Regions from separate parts of the Homo sapiens genome. Here all the other regions are linked to region 1. A link is a contact called in ENCODE Hi-C or POLR2A ChIA-PET data. All regions are on one chromosome and are shown on one strand. Each heading gives the region's core, a stretch centred on a gene start or an enhancer-like site at or near the end of the contact. The rest is flanking DNA. Distances are from core to core; before and after follow the strand shown.

Region 1 (5,248 bases), core at 327-2,826:
CTTTAAGAAGAAGGAATAGTGATATAGAAAGCAAATGCTAGCTCATAGCTAGGTGGTTGGTACCAAGTTTCTCTATGCCAAAATCTGGGGCCAAAGCTACCCTATACAGCCCTGCACTTCTTTAACTTTGGTCCTCCAACTTCCACAGTTAAATTCTCCACAAGTTTGCACTCTATGGCCAGGATCACAAATAGATTTTGCCTTGTTTCAACTCCATTCAACTGGTAATAGTTGCCTAGAATTCCATGAAGGGAAAAATTCTAATAATGCGCGGGGTCTCAGTAGAAAAGACTCATGATTAATTAGTAATGTCTGCCATAGGCAAAAGAAGGAAGCGATGGCAATGATTCACATTGGACAGCCCTGCTTTTGGGGGTGAGAGTAAAAAAAAATCCAAGTGATGAGAATTCAAGGGCTCTCCAAAAATACTTACACACTAAAGGATACAGGACCATAAAGATATGAAGAAATGAAAGTCACAGCAAGCACTCAACTACTATTGAAAGAAATAGAATCTTAAAAGTGGAAGAAATCTCCCTCTGGACTATGTTTAGCATGGAAGAGTAAAAGAAGCTAAGATAGTAATTACACCTAGATTTGAATACCAGCTCTCCCAGCTGGGAGATCCTGGACAAGTTGTGCTGCAATTTCATCTGAAAAAAGGCATTTCTGAGAAATGCCTATTTCTCAGAGTTCTTTGAGAATTCTACACAATAAAAAAATTAAAGTATTTATGTCAGTGCAGGGCACATAGCTGTTCCTCATTAAATTGTAGCTTTCTAATATTAATTCTGAGCAGCCATATAGTTAAAGAGCCCTGATGATTGGTGACTAAACACACTGAGACTTCAACCATATCCTGCTCAGGAGGGAAGTGCAAACCCTGCTACACTTTGTCTTGCAAAGAATGCTCTTGGGTGTTTCCCTGAGAATGACGGTCCATGAGTTGTTTACTGACTTCAATCTCAGCAGCCAGTTTTTCATCCCTGAAATAATACCCCCATTCCACCCCGGAGACACAGCTGTACTAGTTCTGCTCGCCAGAGAATTATGTGCCAAAAGGCTCAGGGTTAGGAATTTTTGTCCATGAAGTTTAAAATAAGACCAGCATATAACTAAAACACCCTGTCCCGAGCGGCCCTAGGTCACCCTAAGAATGGGTCCCGGGCAGAATGCAGCCTCAGCAGAGGGCATGAGGGCGGTGGGTGGTCACAGTTGGCAGGGGTGTGTGTGTGCGGCACTGGGTGAGGGCACAAGGAGTTCCTACACACTTCTTCTTTTTCTTTTCTTTGCTTTTCTCCAAGAATGAGTGAGGAGCACTGGGCTGCTTTCCTGGTTCTCGCCCAATGACTCATACCCAGTGGAGCAACCACTCCATGTCAGTTGAAACTTCTAAAAGCTAAGGAGAAAACAGCAGGCCTACGAAGAACAGAGGAAGGAAGGAGGTGCCCCAGAATCTGTCAGCTAGGAAGAGTGTCTAGACAATGTGAAAGCCTCCCCTCTTGTAAGAAAAATAGGGTCACCCTGTGCCAGAAGGCCAGGCATCTGAACACTCAGCCATCAGCGTCAGCTGAGACTATTTTTAGCTACTGCAATCACTCACACGTGGAGTTTCACAGGCCAGTTTGGTAGATGAATCACCCATGTTGGGCCTCTCTACTACCAGAATGGCCACTGGCACGCAGCAGTAGCAACCACATCACTGGGCCTGGTAAATCCTCTCACAACCCAACACAGAGCCACACATCTGCAGCTTCTCACCTGCACTCGTCCCTTACCCAGCCTCACAACTGAGCCCACGAGTCTGACACTGAGGATGAGAACCAGAAACAGAAAAGAAAGCTCTGAAAACTTTAGCTAAGCACAAGGCAAGCAAAGGAAGCCCAAGTTAACACCAGTGGAGAAAAGAAGCAGAAGTCAACAGGGAGCAGGGACACAGCCAGGGTCATGAAGGCCATGGTGGCCAATATGCTTTGGAGACCCACTCAACCCCTTCTCTAAAATAACTTGTGTTAGTCTCAGTGGCTCAGGAGGTGTGACCTGCATCTGCACTGTGGCCTCAATCCTGGCCAGATTATATCATCCCCGGGGTGTTTACTGGTCCAGGGATGAGCACATGACCCAAGCCAGACCAGTCACAGTGCTCCTAGGGACTTTTGCTTGACCTGCTGGAAAAGGTGTATTTTACTTTCCCATCATGCTCTCTGCCAAAAATTGAGGACAACAGGGGCCTCTCAGCATCTATTCTGTAACTGTTCATACTGAACATAAACCAAACAGAGGAAAGAGAGCCAAGAAAGGAGTAAGCGTGACAAACACCTAATACCATTGTTGAGGCCCCTCAATCTAGCCATACCTGAAACACCTACAATCGGTTATTCACTTGTGTTTGTTTAAGCCAGTTTGAGCAGGATCTTTGAATTTTGCACCCAATTTAATCCTGACTGATATGTCCGTTTATAAAACTCAGACAAGGTGAACTGAAAATCAAAGATCAAGGGGAGAAGTAAGATGCACAAAGTCTCAGAAGAACTGGTTCAAGCTGTGTCATCTTGGACAACTCATCTAACCTTCCTGAGCCTCAGTTTACTTAAATGCCAAGTGGGAGAAATCCCAGGATCCTCCCATCCACACAGGATGTGGAGAGCGGCTTCCTAGGGAGCAAGGCAATGAGCAAAGTAGGCACCATTTATATTACACAGGACAACCAGAGAGGGAAGGAGCCACACAGTGCCATCAGGGGCTCCGAGATCTTGGAAACACAAATCACCTTTTTTCCTGGCTTGTGAGATGAGGTCAGCTGCACTCTTGCTCATGACCTTTGTGACGTAGAGAGGGCAATTGGTTTGGCTGGCAATGGTGATGGCACGGAACACAGCCTCAGCTTCCAGCTGCAAGAAAAAGTCTCCAGGAGTCAATAGAAACATGAACCTCTCAAACTGGTGGCTCCCACCTCCACGAACTGTGAGGATGCAGTGCTGCACAAAGGTTATGGATAATTTTGGCAGGATCTGGAATTAGATAGCCTATATCCACATCTCAGATCTACCACTTCCTAACTGTGTCACTTTACTCAGCTTCCCAGTGCCTCTATCCCTCACTAGTAAAATAGTATAGCACAGCATTGTCATCTGAGAGCAATGTCTGGCAGAGGGTAAGTACTTTTTCCTTAGCCTCTGTGGTTATCACAAAGGTGACATCTGAATGAAAGCCTTTGCTCCTCAATCTTCTCAGGACAGAATCTCTGGGCAAACACAATAGCAAACCATTATGTCTAAAATAACCAGCCAAGGCAGTTAGGCATCATGGTTCCTCAAATCCTTTCCTGCAGCAGTAAGTGGTCAGCAAAGGGTTAATTTTAGGAGGCATTTCTTACGAAAATAATTCCCAGGTTTCTCAACACAAAGACTTGTTTTATAATTGATCTCTCCCATCTTACCCTAATGTAGAATTCATGTTTTCAAATATGCTAACCAACCCAGTGGCATTTATTAAGAAATTAGAAGTTTTCCCTTATTTTATTAACAAAGCAGGGTCTGAGAGCTGAGGCTCTCTCAGATGGCCTGGTTCTGAGTCCTGGTTCTGACACTTATAAGCTAGGTGACCTCGGGTACATTGCACAACCTCCCAAAGCCTCAGTTTCCTTGTCTGTAAATTGAGGATAATAGGATCTGACATGTTGGGCTGTGGTGAGGATTAAATGAGTTCATCCTTATAAAGCAGTTAGCTCATTCCTAATGGGGAAACAAGGTAAGTGCCCCTTGAGGGTTGGCTACTGATATTATTGTTGATAATATTTTCTAACCAGTTGAGGGTCTGTGTTACTCTCAAGTGGTCTACTCTCAACTTGTGTAAGTTAGTCCAATTCAGCACAGAGCAGAGACTTTGACATTCTTCCATTCAATTGGCAACACTTCATTTTTTTATGGATATGACATTCTGGTTAGCCTGTGGAGCCCAACACTTAAAAAAAATACCAAAAATAGCTTGCAGATGCCCAATGGCTGTATAATGCAAACCAGTCACTGTCCATTGTGGGTGTAGCTCAGCAGACAGACCTAAGAACTTGGCTGGCTGAGCTGGCCTCCCCCAAGCTGCACTTTATTGCATGTGGATGGGACCTTGGAGGCCCCTGGTCATATGTGAATATGGACACCTTCCTGAAGCACCCAGAATTTTGTACTCTGGAGCGGCTGTCTCTATGCCTGGGGTCCCAGCTCTCTGAACAGCATCACTTGAGGTGGTGTCTGGGTATGCTTGAATTGAACAGGGGCTGGCTCCTCCTATGATCACTCCTCCCACTTCACACCCATGCTGACCACTTCAGCTCCCCCAGGACCTCTGTCCTGGTCCCTTTGATCTCATTCCTCCCAAGCACTACAGGTTTTTCAGCACTTTGACAACATGACTATCTTTGGAAGGTTACATCACCCTCCAACTTCACCCAAATGGCCTTCCACGGCTATAGAGGTTTGCGGCTGAGAGGCTTTTTTACTAAAAAGGAGACAGGAATAAGGAGGAGGGTGGGGTGGTAAGGCTAAGGGGAGGTTGAAAAAACAAACCAAGGAACAAAAATAGACTTTGCTCTGAAATCCCCTGGCTGCTGCTGGAAATCCGTCTTGCCAGCACATCTCCACAGTGACCAGCATTTAAGAAAAACTTCAAAAACAATGCTGATTACCCTGGTCTCTTCACGATGAGTAAACCATTTTCCAGTCCTTCAAGTGTGATCAGCCAGGGGCTTAACCTCTCTGAGCTTCAGCTTCTTTACCTGCGCAACAATGCCAACCACACAGAGCAGCGGCAGCGAGAACTGAGATAACGTATGCAATCAGCACATACCAGATGAATGCATTCCATAGAAGTGACCTAGTATTATTAAGGAGACAGACTTCAGGGATGCTGTATGTGACTGGAACCCTAATCACAAAATTATAAATTATTTAAATGGCAATAAAAATATCACTAGATACAAAGGAGTTTCTGAGGTGCTGATAATCTGTTTCCTTCTATGGGTGCTAGTTATACTAGTATAACTAGTGTAACACTAGCTAAGTGTATCTGGTTTGTGAAAATTCATTGCCTCCTTAGGATAGAAACATTTTTTTCTATATGTGTTCTATTTATATTTTAAATAAGACTCTAAAAGAGACAGGATATGGGAATCATTTCTGGTTATGATTCCTTCTTCTCCCTGTTGTAGGGTTTGGAATGACAGGACAGAAACAGGACTCGCTTCACTGATATG
Region 2 (5,516 bases), core at 814-3,313, 77 kb after region 1:
AGAGAGAATGAAAAAAGGAGGTGAAACACAATGGGGGTTTTATTTTGGGAAAAAGAGGAAGCAGGGTGACAAATGAAATAAACTGAGAATCCCACATCAGAGCAACCACAGAGCCAATCTAAGACAGGCATCTTATCTATCAACACCATTCTGACAACCAGCTAATTAAATATCTCTGGGGAGAAAGTTCCCATCTTGACTCACAAGGGCCAATGCTGAGTCTTGAAGCCTGTTCTCCACATGGAGCTTAGCAAGGCCAGCTTCCCAGATGGCCTGATAATCCCTGAAGCAAGCATAACACCCAAGTCCCACTGTAAAACAGGCACAGGCAGCAGACTACACAGAAATCAGGCTTAGCATAATAAGAATAATATAAAGGCTTGCATTTATTGGGCACTTGCAATCAGCAAGCAACTGAGTGGTGTTTCATTTAATCCTCCAAAAGAATCTAATGATATAGGTATTATCCCCATTGTACAGTGATGAGACCAAGGCACAGCAATTATTCCTGTTATTTCCTCCTGTTTGTCAGCTCTAAGCCCAGCCTTCACCACTTTATACTCTTTGATTTCTACTTGGCTACTACTCTGCAAACTACATGACTCAGAATTCTTAACCAGCTAGCTTCCTATTAAGTTCTGCAAACAGAAGGCAGCACGTAGAGAATAAAAGGCGAAAGAAAGGACAACAGAATCTCTTTCCCGTTTGCCTGTTCCTGCCAGCATCACTCCTGTAGCGGCAGTCATCTCCGGCCTCCAGCTTCTTTTTGCGCTGTCACTCCCAGTTTTGCCACACCCTCTTAGGAGCAGTCAGGTAGAGATCCCTCCTCCAAAATCTGGGCAATGAACCTGTAGGGCAGCACCCCTCCTTATTCATTCAGCCTTGGGTGGTTGCCACTTCCTCTAGTTATTTTCTCTGGATTAACGTCTATGTCTCTTTTCGCTCTTTCAACTTCCAACATGTGTATAATCGACTCTCTGTATCAAATCCCCTCTGTCTGAAGCACCTAGTAGGGTCTCTGTTATGGTGGCTGAACCTAGACTGATATGGCTATGTTAATTATCTTGTCCAATGTCACACAGCTGGTAAGCAGCATAACCATTACTAAACCCAGGTTTTCCACAGAAGTTTAAATGGGCAGCTTTATCTGCTGTAGGAAGCTAGGACCACAATCAATACAGATTTGTTGAAATGAACCAATTTCTTAGTGCACACATCATGAATATATATATATTATTATTATTATTATTATTATTATTATTATTATGAGAAGGAGTTTCTCTCTTGTTACCCATGCTGGAGTGCAATGGCGCGATCTCAGCTCACTGCAACCTCCACCTCCCGGGTTTAAGCGATTCTTCTGCCTTAGACTCCTGAGTAGCTGGGATTACAGGCATGTGCCACTACGCCCGGCTCATTTTGTATTTTTAGTAGAGACAGGGTTTCTCCATGTTGGTCAGGCTGGTCTCAAATTCTCGACCTCAGGTGATCCACCCACCTTGGCCTCCCAAAGTGCTGGAATTACACGTGTGAGCCACCACGCCTGGCCATAAATCTATTTTTATTAAAAATAAAACATATGTATATAATGCTTTAAAGTTTACAAAAAATTTCATACGCATTATTTCATAAAATTCAGAGAGGAAATGTAGATAAGGGTGTAACTTTTGGGATTAAACAGTCCTTGGTTTAATCTCAGTTCTGCCACATAATAGCTGTGTGACAGTTGGCAAGTCACTGAACCTTGTTGAAACTGTTTTTGTTATCTATGAAATACTGTTACTAGAATCTACCTACCTCATAGGGCTGCTGTAATAATTTAAAATCATATGATAGAATACACTACAATGTAATATATTACACATAATATGTCAAGAACTGTGTAGGGTCTGAAGTTTTATATTACTTACAATCTAACAAATTAGCCTGTTACTATTTCATGGATGCTGGCAGAAGACAGGAGGTTCCTGGGTCAGAGACAAATGACTTTATTACTCATGAAAAAGCATTAGCTAGAGTTTTATGTTGGCTTTCTTTGGTTGCCCACACCTCCCAAGTCTCACAGGGATGATGCAAAAGGCTTGCTGTGGTTTGAATATGTTCACCAGAAAGTATGTATTGCAAACGTAATCCCTAATGCAACAGTGCCTGAAGGTGGGGCCTCATGGGAGATGTTTAGGTCATGAGGGCTCCACCCTTATGCATGGATTAATGGCAATTATAAAAGAGCTTGAGGCTGTGAGTTTGAACTCTTGCTCATTTTTGCCTCTCTTGCCCATCTGCCTTCTACCATAGTATGACATGGCACAAAGGGCCTTGCTAGATGCCAGCACCATGCTCTTAGACATTCCAGGTTCCAGAATCATGAGCTAAATAAATTTATGTTCATTATAAATTACCCAGTCTCAGGTATTCTGTTATAGCAGCACAAAATGGACTAAGACATGGTTCAACACAGATGCCAGATGCCTGCACATACAGTGGGTTGTGTTACAGGAGAATAATACTGATGTAGGAAGATTTGCCACTTTTACAGTAAGAGGAAGCAAAACTACTCTTTGTCTAGGGGAAACATTACCTCATCACTCAAGATTGCTCACTAAAAACATAACCATGAGAAATGATCCAGATAAAGAGCAGTCAGGGCCTCATATTTTTGTTATAACCAGCAACAACATGCAAGGATACCCAAAACCCATGGTTCCCTGCCTCTCCCAATGTAATTTACCAAGGACTTAGTAATTACACGATAAACAATAGCTATCAGTTTGGATCTCATAAAACCCAATCATGAAAGAACCCTTTTCACAATCTATAGATTTGAGGAAATCAGCTCAGAGAAGTAAAATGATTTGCTCAGGGGTAATACCCTTTGTGGAAGTGGTGGATCTGAGTGTTCAAAAATCAGAAATTATGACACCAAATCCCATGGCCATTCTTCTCCATCTAGATCTATATTTGTAAGGATAGGTGGCACACACCATCAGCTCAGATTGGCCACATAATGTGTGGAGCTCAGTGCCAATATTTCTAGAACTCTTGAATTTTAGAGCCAGAATGGCCCTACTTATAATCTATTCTAGTGATTTCCCAACTGTGTTCACCAGAGACCGTTTTTTCCACTGAGCTTCCTCAGAGGCCACCAAGGGGTAGAGGCTGGGCACATAAAAGGAAGGTTGAGAAAGTCTCTATCAAAGCAGTTTCACTTGTATTGAGCTTACGCATAAGATTACTTCTGATTTTTTTTTCTAAAAGAAGGAGGTTGTATTAGTCTGTTTTCACATTGGTATAAAGATACTGCCTTAGACTGGGTAATTTATAAAGGAAAGAGGCTTAATTGACTCACAGTTCTGCATGGCTGGGGAAGCCAAAGGAAACTTATAATCGTGGCAGAAGCTGAAGAAGAAGCAATTACCTTCTTCACAAGGAGGCAGAAAAAAGAAAGTGTGTGAAGGAGGAACTGTCAAACTCTTATAAAACCATCAGATCTCGTGAGAACTCACTATCATGAGAGCAGCATGGGGGAACTGCTCCCACGATCCAATCGCTTCCCACCAGATCTCTCGCTTGACACGTTGGGATTACAATTCAAGATGAGATCTGGGTGGGGACACAAAGCAAAACCATATGGCGGTGCTCACAGAAAATCTCACATTTAACTCAACTATAATTATTTCAACAATGGAGAAATTAAGGCCCAGAAAGGTAAAGGGATATGATCAAATTTACATGGTGAGTAACAGATCCATGTCTCACCCTCACTTTCCGAGCTTTCAGCGAATGCTTTTTAGTTAGAGCTGTTATATAATAAGAGGTACTTTTAAAAGCAAACAGTAGCAAGACACTAACAGGAAGCCAGGTGCTTTGAATTGCCTGGCCAGACATGACAATGGCCCCGGCTAATGTAACACTGTGTTTGAAATCAGAAAAGCTTGATGTGACTTCCTGATAAACTGTGTAATCAGCTGATTGACGTCCATTCATTCACTACTTCATTCCAATGTTTATTAAGGGTCTGTATATGCCAGGCACTGTTCTAACTCCCAGCTACACAACTGTGGAAAAGATAGATTTTGAATGAGTTACTCAGACTTTCTCATTTATTTATTCAAAAATTGGTAATGAGCATTTACTATGAGTCAACCCTGTGGCAGTGGTAAGGACACAGCCTTCAAAGGAATCTCAGGTGAGTGGGAAAGGGGTTAACAAGTATTTATTACACAGAATAATGAGTATTAAATAGAGGTGCATTCTGAAGCATATAGGTGGACCTCACCCGGAGAAAGGTCTCAGAAAACTTAAGATGAAGATGAGATCTGAACAAGAAGGAGTTAGAATAGCTCAGTTATCATATCTGTAAAATGAGAATAACTCGATTATCTCATCTGTAAAATGGGAATAATATCTCCCCCCCAAGGGATACTGTGAAGGCCCAATGAGCTACATATGTGAAAAGTCCAGCCTGGCACTGAGGAGTGAACATTACACGTCACTTTCCATCTCTGTCTTTGAACACACAAGAGTTGACCAGGATCTTAGGTCTGTCTCTCTGTCTGTCTGTCTGTGGCTAATGACCTGTGAAATCAGCAGCCCACATAATAAGAAATCTTTGTCTCTGGCCTCATTAGAACCAGGTTCCCGGCAAGTAACCAGTTCCAGACACTGGCCTTGGAAGGGAGCCCGTGCTGCTGGCCACTTCATTTGGGAATTTCATCCTGTTTGCAAAGATTGCACCAAACAGAATTTTTCTCCTAAAGTGGTTTCCTCCCCCATCCTCCTCCCCTTCACCAAATGATTTATGTCTCGCTGAGGGCTTTTCCCCTTCATAGCCCATCTGGCCTTCCTGCCTCAGCCTGCAGGGAGGGTGTAATCCTGTGTTTGCAGCTTTACAGATGGTTTCTATGGAAATTATGACAATATTACAGCTATTGTGGAGCCACATCACTGCTGACTGAATGAGGAGACAGGACTTGAAAGGGGAAATTTGGAATTAAATATCAACAACCTACGTCCTTAGAGACAATGACTGGTTTTCATGGAGCTTTTCCTATCAACAGTAACAAACAATAACAAACCAATAGTGTTGTTGTATTAGCAATATAAAGAAAGGTTATTTCTCAAATTCTTTGTGCAAGCTACACAGTGTAGACAGAATCAGGCCCTAAGCAAGTGCTCACTGGTAATATTCAGACATCAGAGCAAATTAGAATTTTGGATAGGGGTTAAAAAATCGAGGCATATAACTCAGATAACCGAATGCTTCAAATCTCCACCATGTCACACAAGACCAGGCTACAACTGCATATGATTTGACGTGGTTTGTTAACTGCTCTCTAACATCAACAGAAGAACTCAGCAAGGAATTGGGAAACAGAAATGCTTATTTAGAGACAAGGAGTGGTCAGCATCCATTAATAGTTTCCAAAGATTGAGATGGTAAAGAAGTAACCACAAAACCCCTCCATTTAGAGTTTCTCACCAGCATCGTTCCTTACTTTTGCTGTGGGCCATACTTT
Region 3 (5,417 bases), core at 855-3,354, 94 kb before region 1:
ATTGATTATTAATATTGACTTTGTGTTCAGTGACCTGGCTAAATTCTCTTATTAATTATACTAGTTGTCCCATAGGTTTTCTTGGATTTTCAATATTTACATTCATGTGATTTACTAATAGTGGCAGGTTCATTTCTTCCCTTTCAATCTTGCCTTTTCTTTCCATGCATATTGCACATGCATTGAGAACAATGTTGAATAAAAGTAGTGATAATGGACATCTTTGTCTCTTTTTCCCGAGTTCACAGGGAAGGTTTTCAATATATCAAGAGTTTATAAAATATTTGCTGTAGGCTATTTGTAGATATCCTTTATCACAATAAGAAAGTTTCTTTTCTGTCCTAAGTCACTAGAAGTTTTTTTTTTTTTTAACATGAATGAGTACAATATTTTATCAAATACTTTTGTTTTACTGAGGTCATTTCTATTGTGAGTGAAGCAAGTTGATTTGTAAATATTAAAGCAATCTTGATTTCCAAAAGTAAATGCTAGTTGGTCATGTTCTATTATCCTCTTGTGTATATTACTGGCTACAATAAAATATTTGTTTTTTATATTTTTTATATTATTATTCATACATTATTTATGTATGTTATTTATTATTTATAAATATGTATTCTATTTATATATATTCCTACATATATTTTAGGATGTACATAGACAAGTTTGAATGGTAACAAGAATGAGCCAACTGAGAGGAAGAAATTGGTAATGTAGTAAAGAGCGGGGATGATTGCCAAGTCAGGTCCTGCAGGTGGTGAGATGAATGTGACTCAGGGCACAGGTGAATGAGCTGACCTTAGGTGGAAGTGGGGACCCTTCCTTCATGTACTAGGAGAGAAAGCAGAGTTTGAAGTCTGTATGTGTGTGAGCTGCTGGGCTTCTCAGAGGGCAGATGAAATAGTTCTTATGCCATTGCCTGTGTTTTCCCTGTGGTATATGAGGCCATCCACTGAGAATGAAGGTGGTCAGAGTATAGGAAATTTTGAGATGCCGAGAAGATCTGTGAAATTAGTAGAGAATTAGAATAGGATTTTCTAAGTATCCATTTGAGACTTGTAGTTATAATTAAACAAGAATCTATCCTGCAGATTTGTATTTTTCTCCTTAGATTGCACTTAATAGATCACCAGTTCATTTTTGTTGCTGTTTAAAAGCATATTGAGTTTAAGCAGGATTGGAGTTTAATTGGGTGAGGTATTCTCACTGTGACTAAGTTTGATGAATTGAAAAGCGTAGTTGTAGAAAGGAAACTCAAGAAGGAAATTCTTGGGGAAACTTAAAGAATCGTATATATGCAATGTCACTTTTTAAGACAACTAATATTTTTAAGAATTTACTACTTTTGAGGTGCTGTACTAATATATTACATGTATAATTTCATATATCTTCAACTACTAGTTCCTGTAAATAAGTATGCTGATGATGACACGTTCCATTTCTTTCGATAGCCACAAAAACAGGAAGTGATGACAAAGCTGGATTCTAACTCCCGACTCCCAAATTCTCTAAGACCCTCAGCATTAACATATATTTTATTTTAATGTTATTATATATGTATCATTACTTTTACAACTCTTAAACCAAACATTTTAAAATTAGCTACAACTGCAAAATCAACTTAAAAATTTCAAAGAGCCATTTAACATGATAAATTAAAATATTTTAGTAAAACAAAATCACCACTGATACTTTAATATTCTTAGGTCTGAGAAAAACCATTATGTCGTATTATTCCTGCGTTCCTGGTAGCGTTTCTACTGCTGGACATCAGAAATAGAGAATAGTAGAGCCCCTGAGATAAGAGCAGAGACAGGGGAAAAGCAAAACATTTCTGAAGAGGCAGTTGGTCTAGTTTGGCTATAATCACTAGACGGGTAAAGGAACATTGGGTGCATTAAAAGTAGAGAGCCTGGGATGAAGGCGTGAAGGCTGAGTAAGAATCTCTTCACTTGGTAGTAATTCTAGTTCATCCCCCTCTGACCTGCAATTCTGAACATGGTGTAGCTTGGTCAATAAGGAAATAAATTGCCTTTCTGGCTGGAGAGGCAAAGGGTAGACAATACATTGTGCCAGCTGAACTTCCTGTCTCTCCGCTCTGGAGAAGAGCCAGTCACAATGTATGACTCAGCACGCCGGGCACCTCTCCCACGCCAGCCAGGCCTGCCCAGCCACTTGCTGAATCACAAGTGGCCATTTCCAATCCCATCAGTGACCCAAGCTCTCCAACTTAGACTAGTTTCTCTGTGATCGGTCTATGATTGTCATGGAGCACAAAAAGTATTAACTTCTAACATTTATTTTTCTTTCCTGGATGCTTGATGAACTTTATAAGCAAGAGACTGATTTAATTGTTCCTCATTATCATCTGAGCATGCCGTCTTGGCTTGCCCTTTTATATGGAGAGCAAAATGTTGTTATTCCCCTTTGCCTGATTACTGGCTGTATTATTCTCTGAGGTGGCCATCTCAAGAGATTCTGTAGAAAATAATAATAGCAAAATTTCTCCCTTGAGAAGCTTCATAAATTAAATCTCCAGAGCCAGTATATGTAAGCCGACAGATTATGAAATATGATTTAATGCTCTGTCCAGAGAAAGGTCAGGGCTTCAGAAAAATCATCATAATATCAAGAAAAACTAATCTGCAACCTGTTATATGATTTTTAAAAATCACCCCCCATCTTTTTTACTGTGCAAACTGTAGATTTTTGTTTATTTTATTTGAGGCTATAGTTTATGTCTTGAATCACACACATATGAGTATTACTTTCTGTGAGGTTTTCATGACCCCTGCAATCAAACTTGGGTCCTTCTGTTAGTTTCTATCACAGTATCCTTCACTTTTCTTTCACAATTCTTGCCATATTCTATAACTACATATTTGTTTGTTAAATATTTGTTTATCTTTTATAGATGATTGGCTTCAGGAAGAGGGAAACCATGTCCTTTTGTTCAGTCCTTTATTCTCAGCACCTTGCACAACATGAATATACAAAAAATATTTGTAAAATGACCATCGAATGAACAAGTGCTCATTAAGTACCAAGCTATATGCCAGGGGTTGCTGATGGTTAGAAATGAGCAGGGCACAAAATTCTTTGTTCAATTAGTGAGCAATTCAGGCAAAAAGAAAATATTAATGGTGATTATACAATATAATGCAATGCAGCCATCTGCCACTAGATTTCTGAAGTGTTTTGTTTTGTTTTTAAGAGACAGAGTCTTGCTCTGTCACCCAGACTGGAGTACAGTGGTAAAATCATAGCTCACTTCAGTCTCGAACTCCTGGGCTCAAGGAATCCTCTCACCTCAACCTCCTAAGTAGCTGGGACTACAGGTGCATGCCACTATACTGGCTAATTTAAAAACAGAAGCCAACAAACAAAAAACACACCTTTTTAAGACTGGGTCTCACTATGTTGCCCAGGCTGGCCTTGAACTCCTGGCCTCAAGCGATCATCCTGCCTTCCAAAGTGCTACCTTCTAGAGTATTGGGATTACAAGCGTGAGTCATCTGCACCAGGCCTGAAGCATTCTGTAATGGAGAAATACCTGGGTGCTATGGAAGGGCAGAGGGGGAAACACAGAGGAGTAACATCTAGTTTACGTTTGTCAAGGAGAGGCCAGGAAAGACTAACTACAGGGGAGATAAACTCCAACCAAGAGTCTTTAAGTCTTCCAAGACTTACGTACAAGTTTCTTATTGCTAAAATGGAAGTTTTAATGAACATTTATTTATTTATTTGAGATGGGGTTTCACTCTTGTTGCCCAGGCTGGTGTGCAATGGCACAATCTTGGCTTACTGCAACCTCTGCCCCCCAGGTTCAGGTGATTATCCTGCCTCAGCCTCCAAAGTAGCTGGAATACAGGAGCCTGCCACCATGCCCAGCTAATTTTTTTTTGTATTTGTAGTAGAGACGGGGTTTTGCCATATTGGCCATGCTTGTCTCAAACTCCTGATCTCAGGTGATCCACCCACCTCGGCCTTCCAAAGTGCTGGGATTACAGGTGTGAACCACTGCCCCCGGCCTGAACACTTACTATAAATATTATATGGTAGTTCTCTCAAATTCATTCTGTTTACTGCCCAAAAGAGCTACATAAATTCTAAGTTGTCCACATTTATGAATTTTAGATATATGGCTGTTTATTCTGGATAAACACACAAAATACACAAGAGTGGGTGCGATCACTTATATGTGTTAAAGAAGGCATTCAAGGTGCATTTTTTCTTTGGAAAAGCTTTGTAAGGCTGCTTATGAGACAGAGAAGTAAGTATTTTATAAATTCCAAAGCTTCTTGGTCTATTGATGAGTTTTTCTGCTGTTAAAAACCTCTGAAAATTTGACAACGTACTCTAGAGAGAGAAAGCGCTGAAATAGGCACTGACGTACTGCTGGTGGCAATTCAAAATGATATGCACCCTATGGAGATAAATTTGGCAATATCAAGCAAACATTACATATACCTTTGCCCTTTGTTTTGACAAATCTTTGTTTTAGCAAACCCTCTTCTATACATCTATAATGACATTAGACTGCCCAGAATACAAGAAGGCAACCACAGTGGGCCAGTACTACTACTGGGCTAGATGTGGTGGCTCACACCTGTAACCACAACATTTTGGGAGGCTAAGGTAGGAAGGCTGCTTGAGGCCAGCCTGGGCAACATAGTGAGACCTCATCTCTACAAAAAAAAAAAAAAAAAAAAAATTAGCCAGTCATGGTGGTACATGCCTGTAGTCTCAGCTACTCAGGAGGCTGAGATGGAAGGACAGGTTGAGCCTTGGAAGTGGAGGCTGCGGGGAACTATGAATATGCCACAGCACTCCAGCCTGTGCTACAGAGAGAGACTCCGTCTTAAAAAACAAAACAAAATAACAACAACAACAAACAAAGATAGATGCATAGAGTTTTTCACTGTTGCACTATTTATATTAGCCAAAAACCGGGAAACAACCTGAATATTCATCAAGTGGGGACAGGTTGAGTAATCATGTGACATACATAAATTGCAGCACTGCACACTTGAGAAAAGAAGTGAGAAATGTCTCTATTTCCTAGTGTGGTTTGCTCTCCAGAGTATACTGTTAAGTGAAAAAAGCACTGTGGCCTCAAATTTATCTGTAGATTCTATACAATCCCCATCAAAATCTCAGCTGGCTTCTTTGCAGAAATTCACAAGCTGATCTTAAAATGTGTATAGAAATCCAAGGGACTCAAAATTCAATAAATTCAAAGACTAGCCAAAACAATCTTGAAAAAGAAGAGCAAAGTTGGAGGGCTCATACTTTTCAGTTTCGAAAGTTGTTATGAAGCTACAATAATCAAGATAGGGTGGTCCTGGCATAAGGATAAACATGGAACAGAATTGAGCATCTAAAAATAAAGCCTCATATTTCCAGTCAATTGACTT
Region 4 (5,592 bases), core at 635-3,134, 110 kb after region 1:
TTGTTTTCCAAGTGGTACCCTTGAACAGCACTAACTTCAGCACTTATTTTCCCTGGTGGTCTTAGTAGTCAAAGGTTGGTTGGTTGGTTTGTCTAAACTTTCAAAAATCAAACAGTGAACAGAGATGCTGTTCTTTCACTAGCTCATTGCATTTTAATGGAAAAACAACTAAAACCTGAATAAGCATTAACTGTAATTGCTCTGAGGCAGACATTTCCATTTCAGGTTGTTATTCCTAACCATATTAGTGCAGAATAATACATGCGGATGGATTTTGCGGCCATTACCTAGACAAGGGTGAGGGCATCTGATTATTATTATTCCCCAACTGAAAGCTTCAGTTTGAACTCTGAAGTCTCCAGCCCTGCCAGGCCCTGCATTTTCTGAACTACATCTCTGAGTCTCTGTGAAATAGACACATAAATCAGGGCAAGCTAGATTTCAATGCCATCCCTTCAGTCAGTTCAGTGTGACATAAGTTTCTCAAAAATACACATACAGAAGAAATTGGCTTTGGCACATTTAAGAGCAGCAGGGAATTTGCATCTCATGCTAGTTTAATGTGCACTCTTAATACTCTCGTCTATTTTCTAAAATATAATGCTATTCTTGCAGAGGCAGCTGGACCCCTGTAATACCCAGTCTTGTGCCAAGCTATGTACACAAATACACTCTTTACAAACACAGATGTGAAATGCCGTGCTAAGACACAAGCGAGGCATAGAGAGAGATTCGCGTGTTTAGTCTAGAGGCTCCACACCCAAAAGTTTCAGGGACAGAGCTGATGTTTGAAGACTGAGAGGGGAGACCGCCCCTCCAGTACTTTCATCCGGGCACTATGGAGATGACCCCCATATTCCCAGCATCACTTTGCCCTCTGCCGTGGTGACCCGGGTTGAGATTTAATCTAGGGCCAGAGGGGGGCAAGACAATTGTGCTGTTGGCTACTAGAGAGAAGAGCTGGAAATCACTAAGCCTTCCCGGGCTGACACACCCACCCAGACCGGATGGCCCAGGAGTGCGGCGAGGAGGCAGGGGCAAAGGACGCGGCTCCAGGCAGGGGAACCCGGGCATCCCTTCCGCGCTTGCACGAAGATGCTGCAAGTGGCGACACGCGCGAATCCAGGGTCTGGGCTAGGAAGTCGCGCTACGCTCAGTGGAGGATGACCCTTTCCTCCTCCTTGTCCCCCAGCCCCGTGCAAAGTGAGCTGGAGAAAGTTGTGCCCGGGCCATGGCGGCCAGGGCTGGAGAAAGGAACGAAGGCAAGGAGGGAAGTGACCCGGGGCCCCCTTACCTTGTCCTTGGGGCCGAGGTTCTGCAACACCTCTTTGCCGGTGGCGCTCCGGATCTCTACCCCGGCGGGGGCGGGGGAGGCGGGCGCGGGCTCCCTGCTCTCTTCCCGGCCTTGGCCCCTGCGCGGGGTGTCCCCCTCGATCCCGGGCCGACTCCCCGATCCTCGGTCGCTGCCCTGGCCGCTCCGAGGAGTCTTCGCGCCCCGCTGCCCCACGCTGAGGGCATCGAAATCCAGCGTCTTGCTCTCGAAGGCGCCCTCCACGTTGCAGAACATGCCGCCGTATTTCTGCCGCGGGACCTGGTCCGTGGTGCCCGGCCTGGCCAGGTACACGGGCAGATCGTCTTCGTGGGAGCTGTCCCAGCCCCTCCGGCCCGAGGCCATGGTTCAAGCACGAAAGCGGCCCGCGGGTTTTTCTTCCCCAGAGGCGGAAAGGGCAGCCGCCGGCAGCGTGCGCCGAGCCACAGTGACTGTGGCGGGAGGAGGCGCCTGAGCCTTCGCGCCAGAGGCGGCAGTGCTGCTCCGATTCCTGCTTGTCCCTAGCGAGCCAGCGAGCCACACAGCCAGCTAGCGCGCGGAGCAGGGGCCCAGAGTAGCGCCGCGCTTGGCTCACTCGCTGGACCTCTCGCCCGGCCGCACCTCCTCACGCACCCCCAACCCTAACGTGGCCTCCCGGGCTGACGCAGCGTCGGTGCCCATCACAATCACAAACCAAACTTGGCGCGCGCGCACACGCACACACAGGCGCACACTGCCCGCTCGCGCAACAGCCTTGCCTCACACACTTTCGCGCAATTTAGACGTCTTAGAAATGTTCACACTCCAGCACTTGACTGCTTCACCCACACTAACTCCCTAGTTTGCCTCACAAACACAAAGCTTTCTGACGTCCCTCGTGCACAAAAACCCAGCTGACCCAGGTGGATTCATCTCAAAGCCAAGTCCTGATTTACAACTAACACATACAAACTCAAATTTACGACAGACTCACAATCCTACCCGGAACCCCGGACTTGCCTCATCCTGATCTTTAGGATGACACTCATAACTACACCCAGTTCTAGAATCTGCCTTGCAAACCCACACTCTCACATGAAGTCCTGAATTGGCTTACACACACAACACAAACACACACTGAGAGAGAAGCCCTCTTACTTCATTGAGAGTCACAAAAGCCCTTTGGCTCACATAAGCCCTTTCTTAGCTTCTATATAATATCCTAGTTTGCTTTTTACCACCCCTAATTTGCCTCATTTCAGATCACACACACACACACACACACACACACACATTCTTAGGTTTTGCCTTGCAAAGCACTCTTCATTGATGCTCTGTCCCTCATACAACAAACCCCAGATTTTAATCTCACACACTGACACAAGTCCAGGTTTACCTCAGTCGGAACCGACACTTAGATTCACACCTAAGCCCAGATTTACTTCAAAAATCACACAACCAAAGACTTTGCTTTTCATGTTACCTCAGATGTATGCAGACTTTACTTATGTACATCTGTGCTTTCATAACCTCATTCTCTTCCCCACGTCCACCCACGTATACTCTGACGCCGACTCTGCCACATAAACAGAACCTGCAAACTACATACCTTACATCATATCTGCACACACCACCTAAACCCAAAACCTGTTGTGCCGGATTTAACTGTGCTCCCTCTCAGAAAGTCACCCATTTATTTATTTAGTCAACCAACATAAATCAGGTACCCACTATGGCTTTCACAAGATGCTGGAGCAACAGTGTCGAACAAGAGAGATCGGCCTGTCCTCACCAAGAATGTAGTCTATTACCACCCATCTAGGTAGCACAGCCGTTCACTGTTCTGCTCAACTTACAGAACTTTGTTTATTTTGTGAACTAAACACTCCCCCTCCCAAGTATGGACACATACATGCTAAGCTCCATAAAGGCAGAGATCTGGTCTGTTCAGTTCACCTTTGTATATCTTGTGCCCAGAACATCTACAGGCACTTGATACATTCTTTTTGAACAAATGGAGGATAACAATAACAACGACAGCAGCACCAGAAAATGTTTATGGAGTTATTGCTATGTGCCAGTCATTATTATAATTGTTTCACATATATTAACTCATTTAATGCTCATAAGCATATGGCCGGCTTCTTTGTGCGCATAGACATACTCTTTGAAGGCATCCACATAGAATTTGATGAAATTAACCTTTGAACTCTGATTTTGGAGTGGAACAAAGGCTCCGGAAACTGGAATGTCAGTCTCAGGTCTGTGACAGCCACAAAATATTGAGGAATGGAAGTTGGCCTGAACTTAGATCAAAGACAGGTATGTTGACACAATTTAAACCTATCCCCTGGCCAGGCGCAGTGGCTCACACCTGTAATCCCAACACTTTGGGAGGCTGAAGCAGGTAGATCACCTCAGGTCAGGAGTTCAAGATCAGCCTGGCCAACATGGTGAAACCCAATCTCTACTAAAAATGTAAAAAATAGCCGGGCGTGGTGGCACCCGCCTGTAGTCCCACCTACTTGGGAGGAGGCTGAGGCAGGAGAATTGCTTGAACTCAGGAGGTGGAGGTTGCAGTGAGCAGAGATTGCGGCACTGGGCTCAAGCCTAGGCGACAGAGCAAAATTCCACACAAAACAACAACAACAACAACAACCCAATCCCCAGTGAAGAGAAAGCCACTTGCTAAACTGCCTGTGCTCTATCAGAATTATTTATGACTTCTTAAGCTGACTTCCTTTGGGCAGCTGCTCCTTCTTAACAAATGCTGGTTGGTGATGGACTCAGAATTTCCTGTGAGTGCTGCTTCAGAACAATTACAGTTAAGGGTTATCCAGGTTTTATTAGTTTCAGGCTCTGCGCTAAGGACATCCAGGCAGTATCTTAATTAATCTTAATAACCTTACCTGTCTGGTACTAGCATTTCTTTTTGTTTGAGACAGCATCTCCCATTTGAGACAGATGGGAAAGGCAGGAGTGCAGTGGCCCGATCACAGCCCATGGCAGCCTTGACCCCTGGGGCTCAAACAATCCTCCTACTTCAGCCTCCTGAGTAGCTGCGACCACAGGGGTGTGCCACCATGCCCAGCTAAACTTGTATTTTTTTCAGAAACAGAGTTTCACCATGTTGCCCAGGCTGGTCTTGAACTCCTGAGCCCAAGCCATCTGCCCACCTTGGCCCCCCAAAGTACTGGGATTACAGAAGTGAGCCACTGCACCTGGCCTATTATTTCTTTTCTACTAATGAGGAAGCAGAGGCTCTGAATGAATGTCCAAGTTACAAAAGAGTCATAACTTGAAGGAGGATACGTGCAGAGTCTGTTTACTTTGAGAGAGGGCACATTCTGAATGTAGACACACACTTTTATGTGCATATTTGCATGGGAACATGGGCATACAAACAGAACTTCGTAGTTGTACGTGAGCCCCATTGTTATAGCTGCATTGCCTCACCACTATGTCTGATGCAGTGTATAGGCACAATAATTACATTTGTTGACAAAGTATCACATTTAAAAGTAACAGTTACATGTACACATATGTGTTTAATTAAGAAAGTACAGCAGCCTATTAAAATTTTAGAAAGACTAAAATGGGAATGGCTGATCTGGCTCCAGTTCTGCAACTATGTGGCTTTAGGCAAATGTCTGGCTTAACCTATTTGTGTTTTTCTCCTTTATGTTTGCCTCCCACTGAATAGAATTATTATGGACTTCATTCCTGGAGCAAGCCATTGTGCTTAGAATTTCATAAACATTGCCTTAACCTTCATAAGAACCCCATAAATCTGAAGTGATGATTATTTCCATTTTATCCATGGAGAAAATGAGCCTTAGTGAAGTTGAGTTCTTTCCCTGAAGTATCAGTTAGTACTTCAAACTGGAATTCAAACTTCCCACTAGCTGATTCAGACAGAACTTGTGCTCTTAAAAAAACACCCATAATAGATCGCTGTCATGAGGATCCAGAGAAGTAATAAATGGGAAGCCCAAAGTTAAGGTGTTATGGAATGAAATATCCCTAAATGCCCCAGTTGTTCTTGGACAGAAGTTAACTTTGGTTAAGGCAAACACTCACATAAGGAAATATCAGACCACTCGACTCCAAGCAAAGGTATTAGCCCCATGAACACATGGCAATTTTGTCATGTCCCTTTCTAGTAAGACAGAGGATACATTACTTGTGACAATCACAAACACAAGAGCAACAGTATGTCTATAGATACTGTAAGTCAGACTACCCAGGGAAGGGGTTATCTAAAACAATATACAAACAGCAAACTATTTCTGTAATGTGGGCAA

Evidence for each region. A loop is a pair of places that touch in the nucleus more often than their neighbours do. ChIA-PET counts read pairs that join two places held with the same protein, here RNA polymerase II (POLR2A). Pooled maps may share reads with other maps.
Region 2: a map of endothelial cell of umbilical vein shows a loop between it and region 1 (12-fold over the local background). The contact joins two enhancer-like sites. A Hi-C loop is called at or near these places in 1 of 168 maps with a recorded cell type or tissue (endothelial cell of umbilical vein), 2 of 37 single-sample maps with no recorded cell type and 4 of 50 pooled maps. POLR2A ChIA-PET finds 5 or more read pairs at or near these places in 1 of 52 experiments (AG04449).
Region 3: a loop to region 1 is called in a map of ascending aorta, with 12 times the contacts of the local background. The contact joins two enhancer-like sites. A Hi-C loop is called at or near these places in 2 of 168 maps with a recorded cell type or tissue (ascending aorta and endothelial cell of umbilical vein) and 5 of 50 pooled maps. POLR2A ChIA-PET finds 5 or more read pairs at or near these places in 2 of 52 experiments (RWPE1 and activated T-cell).
Region 4: a loop to region 1 is called in a map of endothelial cell of umbilical vein, with 9 times the contacts of the local background. The contact joins the promoter of DPYSL3 here to the enhancer-like site in region 1. A Hi-C loop is called at or near these places in 5 of 168 maps with a recorded cell type or tissue (ascending aorta, endothelial cell of umbilical vein, esophagus muscularis mucosa and 2 more) and 14 of 50 pooled maps.

What each region holds. Positions count from the first base shown.
Region 1 is chr5:147,402,840-147,408,087 of GRCh38, forward strand. DPYSL3 (dihydropyrimidinase like 3) reads right to left here. Exons shown (of 14, transcript NM_001197294.2): 8 at 2,771-2,891. Among named protein-coding and RNA genes, the nearest start is that of DPYSL3, 100 kb to the right of the region's middle. Within about 2 kb of position 1,577, at least 22 of the 41 ENCODE cell types and tissues checked have a DNase peak (open chromatin) inside an H3K27ac peak, as active enhancers do; they include ascending aorta, endothelial cell of umbilical vein and sigmoid colon, where a contact is called at or near this core.
Region 2 is chr5:147,479,473-147,484,988 of GRCh38, forward strand. The region is part of intron 1 of DPYSL3 (dihydropyrimidinase like 3); the gene reads right to left. Among named protein-coding and RNA genes, the nearest start is that of DPYSL3, 28 kb to the right of the region's middle. Within about 2 kb of position 2,064, at least 3 of the 41 ENCODE cell types and tissues checked have a DNase peak (open chromatin) inside an H3K27ac peak, as active enhancers do; they include endothelial cell of umbilical vein, where a contact is called at or near this core.
Region 3 is chr5:147,308,372-147,313,788 of GRCh38, forward strand. All of the region lies in intron 4 of STK32A (serine/threonine kinase 32A), which reads left to right. Among named protein-coding and RNA genes, the nearest start is that of STK32A, 76 kb to the left of the region's middle. Within about 2 kb of position 2,105, at least 9 of the 41 ENCODE cell types and tissues checked have a DNase peak (open chromatin) inside an H3K27ac peak, as active enhancers do; they include ascending aorta and endothelial cell of umbilical vein, where a contact is called at or near this core.
Region 4 is chr5:147,508,184-147,513,775 of GRCh38, forward strand. It overlaps DPYSL3 (dihydropyrimidinase like 3), which reads right to left and starts at 1,885. Exons shown (of 14, transcript NM_001197294.2): 1 at 1,295-1,885. The coding sequence starts at 1,675.